2 separate regions of the Homo sapiens genome follow, and region 2 is linked to region 1. A link is an interaction called in ENCODE POLR2A ChIA-PET data of the cell type or tissue named here. Cell type or tissue: GM12878. All regions are shown on one strand. Region 1 has its middle 3.1 kb from the start of TRV-TAC3-1. Region 2 overlaps LOC101928080 (a long non-coding RNA gene).

What was found. Peaks named below come from ENCODE experiments on the same cell type or tissue, not always from the same donor. Only the 100,000 strongest peaks of a DNase experiment are listed, where the experiment ranks them.
Region 2: POLR2A ChIA-PET joins it to region 1 with 7 read pairs; 2 of 35 experiments call an interaction of 5 or more read pairs at or near these places.

The regions. Positions count from the first base shown.
Region 1 is chr10:5,855,644-5,858,143 of GRCh38, reverse strand. No RefSeq gene overlaps it. Among named protein-coding and RNA genes, the nearest start is that of TRV-TAC3-1, 3.1 kb to the right of the region's middle. In GM12878, no CTCF peak of the experiment used is centred here; no DNase peak of the experiment used is centred here; H3K27me3 peaks cover 152 bases.
Region 2 is chr10:6,128,752-6,131,251 of GRCh38, reverse strand. All of the region lies in intron 1 of LOC101928080 (a long non-coding RNA gene), which reads left to right. Among named protein-coding and RNA genes, the nearest start is that of MIR3155A, 22 kb to the left of the region's middle. RefSeq lists enhancers at 1,055-1,134, 1,145-1,224, 1,275-1,324. In GM12878, no CTCF peak of the experiment used is centred here; a DNase peak (open chromatin) is centred at 1,211; H3K4me3 peaks cover 404 bases.

The DNA.
Region 1 (2,500 bases):
TAAAGACCAAAAAATAACAGTGGACTAAACCAAAGTTTATTTTCTTTCCCGCATAAGAGTCTGGGCATAGCCAAGTACAGATGAGCTCAACCAGCCCCAGGTGTCAGCCCCCCGGTTCCTTCTGCTGGTTGTTCTGCTGTCCTGAGTAGGTTGCCCTTTTCCATGTGGTCCAAGATTGCTCCCCAACCTGTGGAGGGGAACAGGAATGAAGGGGAGGGCCAGGCGCAGTGGCTCACACCTGTAATCCCAGCACTCTGGGAGGCTGAGGCAGGTGGATCACTTGAGGCCAGAAGTTCGAGACCAGCCTGGCCAACATGGTGAAACCCTGCCTCTACTAAAAATACAAAAATTAGGCTGGGCACCGTGGCTCCTGCCTGTAATCCCAGCACTCTGGGAGGGTGAGATGGGTGGATCAGCTGAGGTCGGGACTTGGAGAGCAGCCTGACCAACATGGAAAAACCCCATCTCTACTAAAAATACAAAATTAGCCGGGCATGGTGGCACATGCCTGTAGTCCCAGCTACTCGGGAGGCTGAGGCAGGAGAATCTCCTGAACCTGGGAGGCGGAGGTTGCAGTGAGCCGAGATCGTGCCATTGCACTCCAGCCTGGGCAACAAGAGCGAAACTCCATCTCAAAACAAACAAACAAAAATTAGCTGGGCATGGTGGCACACACCTGTACTCCCAGCTACTTGGGAGGTTGAGGCAGGAGAATCGCCTGAACCCGGGAGGCAGAGATTACAGTGAGCTGAGATTGCATCTCTGCACTCCAGCCTGGGAGACAGAGTGAGACCCTGTCTCGAAAAAAATAAAATAAAAAAAATATATAAAAGAAAAAAGAATGAAAGGGAGGCTATGCATGCCCCCTTTTTTTCAGAAGGCATGTAGATCATTTCTGTTCACATCCTCCTGACCATAGATCAGTCATATGACTGCTAGAAGAAAATTGAAATTTAGGGATGGTTCAGGGCTTTGCCATATGCCCTTATCAGAGGTGCCTTCATTGAGACTATTTGGGGACAATTATCTGTGCAAGTCTTTGCTGCTGTCCCCACCCTTCCCCTAACACACACACTCCTTAACCTTAGCTTTTAAAGTCTTAGAGACCAGAGAGCAAATCCACTTATTTATAGATACGCAGTTGTAAGGGACATGAGAACAATCTGTGAAGATGGCATTCGGAGCAGAGAACAAGGCCGCATAGCCGTGTAGGGTGTTAGTCCCCTACAGTGATGCTCCAAGTGACCTCATGCAGGTCACACTCCCTGCCTCTCAGTGTCCTGGTAAACGATGGGCAAAATGGCACCTCCTTCCCAGGTTTACTGTGAGGATTAACCGAGTTGGTGTGTGTCAGACCCCGGTCCAGGTCCAGCCCATGCTGAAGTCCAAGGTGAGTGGGGTGGATGAGCAGAAACGCTTTGGTGCAGGGGGCCTAGGCAGGTGAATATGGTTTTATTCAGCAGCAGTTCTCATCAATGGCTTTTTATTAGCAGCTTACTCACATTAGCTCTCTCACCCTGTCCACCTTTATCTCTGCTATTTGCTTTGGCTCTGTGGCTCCTGTGACCCCCGGCTCTCCCTTGCCTTCAGGGTCAGCAGCTTAACTCTTTCTTTCTCTGGCACAAGCAAGCAGAGCTGTGTCCTGGCTCCCTCCTGTCTGTCTACAAGATGGACAGCTTTGGCTGTCTCCCTTTCTCTGGGCGCCAGCGCACCCACCACATCAAGCCATGTCGAGCCAAGCTGAGCCTCAAAAGCACCTGTACGGCGTCAGCAGGGCAGTTATACCTTTTACAGACAATAGTGGCTCAGAGCCAAGTATGAACTTACACAAACAGGTTATGTAACAAGCGGAGGTGTGCGCCTGCGCACCAAACTCACTGAGCCGTGCAGGCCTGTATATCCGCCTCGGTCTCTACCTTGACCAAATCACATCTATATACCTTACAGCGTGCATGATGCTTGGCCCAGCACGTGCACCCAACACGTGTGAGCCATTGTGAGTAACAGTCGCACCAGGTGAGCCTCTTTGGCTTAATGGGCTGAGTCGTCAAAGGCGAATGAAAATCATCAAGTTAGCAGCACAAGACCAAGAAGAGCTCAACTGAAGAAAGCAGTGAGACAAACACCATTTTTAGCCCCTTTTCCTACTTTTTCTCTTTCTCTTTCCCTCCCTGGGGATGTATGTCCTTAGCCCTTGGACGCCTCCATTGTCTTTATCAAAAAGAAAACTAGGTTTCAGTCTTCATTCATGCTAAGGTGTTAATGAAAAAATTTCAAATTTTATCAATCCTTGAGTTGTCTGCATTTTTTTTTTTTTGAGACAGGATTTCACTGTCAGGCTGGAGTGCAGGGGTGTGATCCCGGCTTACTGCAGCCTCTGACTCCTGAGTTCAAGCGATCTTCCTACCTCAGGCTCCCAAGTAGCTGGGACCACAGGCAGGCACCACCACACCTAGCTAATTATTTTTTTGTATTTTTTTTAGTAGAGACAGGGTTTCAC
Region 2 (2,500 bases), 270 kb before region 1:
GGGTCAAGAGCCCACCCGTCCAGGTGCCTGGCTGGTTGGCTTGGGACACCCCTGGCCCAGTCACACCTCAATTCAGGTGACAGTCCAGGAGCTGTCAGCAGACCCCCTCCTGGGAGTGTGGAGAATGAGCATTTCTCTATCCTTGCCAAAAAGCAATCTCAGTTAGGGCAGATGCAAGAAAACCACATCATCTTTCTCTCCCTGTGGGGCAAGAGCTAGCTTTATTAATTCTGGTGTACAAATTAGTCATTGCTGTCATTCCAGCTAAATCGAGGTCAGCTTTCTCCCAATTTATGCTGAAATTAGCAAAGACCCTTCTGATTTGACAGTCAAATGGGAAGGGAATTGATGGATCCCAGCACAGAGGTTGAAGGTGAGAGGCTGCAGGCATCCCAGGGTGCCCTGCGCTTCTGTTGCAGTCTTTTTTTTTTTCTTTTTCTTTCTTTCTTTCTTTTTTTTTTTTTTTTTGAGATGGAGTTTCACTCGTTGCTCAGGCCGGAGTGCAGTGGCATGATCTCGGCTCACTGCAACCTCCGCCTCCCAGGTTCAAGTGATTCTTCTGCCTCAGCCTCCCGAGTAGCTGGGATTACAGGCACGTGCCACCACACCTGGCTAATTTGGTATTTTTAGTAGAGATGAGGTTTCCCCATGTTGGCCAGGCTGGTCTCGAACTCCTGACCTCAGGTGATCCACCCCCACCCTCAGCCTCCCAAAGTGCTGGGTTTACAGGTGTGAGCCACTGCGCCTGGCCTTCTGCTGCAGTCTTGATGCCACGTGCTTTACTCCCTGTCTCAGAGAAAGAAAAAATTTTTTTGCTCTTTCCCTAGAAACCAAGAAAAGTAGGTTAATCAGACAAACAAGTGGTAAAGATAAAAGACTCCCCCGCTCCCCACTGACCGCACCACACACACACACTCACAATCACACAGACACACACACACACACACACACACACACACACACACACTCCTCCAGGTCCTGGCTCTCCTCCTACTGCCCCAGCAGCTGAGCCTGCAGCTCTCCCTGCTCCCACCTCCACCTCAGGGGCTTGGACTCCTCTGCCCTCTGCTCACCTTCCCCATGGCTGCCCAGTCATCCCCAACTGGCAACATTCACTGTGATGGGAAGGGCACAGGCAGCTCAAGACTAAGTCGCTTCAGGAAGACGGGAATCCCCCTGTTCACACCACAGAATGAGGTTTCCTGTGTGCAGAGGAGGAGGAGGGCTGGGAAGAAGAAGCTGGAGACAGGAAGGAATGACGTGCAAATGATGTGAAGAGAAACGACACTTCTAAGTCATCAAGAACAGAGTGCTAAGGGGAAAGAGGTCTGTACTAGAAAATGAAAGATTTGGATTACATGGAGAAATTTTCTGAAAGTGAAATCTGTTACAAATAGATTTGGCTGGCCAGGCGTGGTGGCGCACGCCTATAGTTCCAGCACTTTGGGGGGCCGAGGCGGGCAGATCGTCTGAGGTCAGGAGTTCGAGACCAGCCTGGCCAACATGGCGAAATACTGTCTCTCCTAAAAATACAAAAATTAGCCAGGTATGGTGGCACACACCTGTAATCCCAGCTACTCGGGAGGCTGAGGCTGGAGAGTCACTTGAACCAGGGAGGTGAAGGTTGCAGTGAGCCGAGATCGCGCCATTACACTCCAGCCTGGGTGACAGAACAAGACTCTGTCTCAAAAAACAAAACAAAACAAGAAAGAGAAAAAGAAAAAGAAAAAGAAATGGCTTCTGGGATATAGGATCTGCAATGCATGAAACCACAGCCTGGCTTTCTGTCCCAAGCTCCTGCGCTGCCGTCTACACTCCTGGTTGTTCAGGCCCCTCCTAACAGCTGTGTGTGCATGTGTGTGCATACCACGCAGATTGCGTGTGGCTCTGCATGTAGAAGTTCAGGCATCAATAACAGGACTGCTGGAATTATTTTAGGTAGGGAGGCCTCCTCAGTGCACCCCAAATCTCACCCCCTGGGAAGATCACTAAGCTGTTAACATGAAACCAGTGTTGACTGAAAAATGTTCATCAACTTCACCTAATGGTTTTTGCTGATGGGGTAGAATCTTATCTTTCGAGTGTGTTTGCACCCTTCAGAAATGCTTTCGGCTACATGTAAATGAGAACCTGACTCATGGAGGCTTAAACACATTGGGATTTGTTTTTCTCACAAAACAGGAAGGTCTGGAGGCAGCAGCAGTTAATCCTGCTTTGAAGGCTGAATCATGTCAAGGACAGCCTCTGTAGCTCCTGCACCCTCTTCCTCAAGGCTGCAGCTGGGCTGCGGTAGTGGCATCACGCTGCATTTGGGATTCGGGCAGCAGCGTATGTCCCTTTAATCCGGAAGGCTCAGCACTCTCGGAACTCCTCCCCACCCCCAGTGGATGTCTGCTTGCGTCTTCTTGATTAGCTGCAAAGTGGTGCTGAGAGAGAGCAGATGGAACGTTTCTGAAAAGTTAAATACAAGAAAGGGTTTGGGAATGTGAATCGGGTTGGT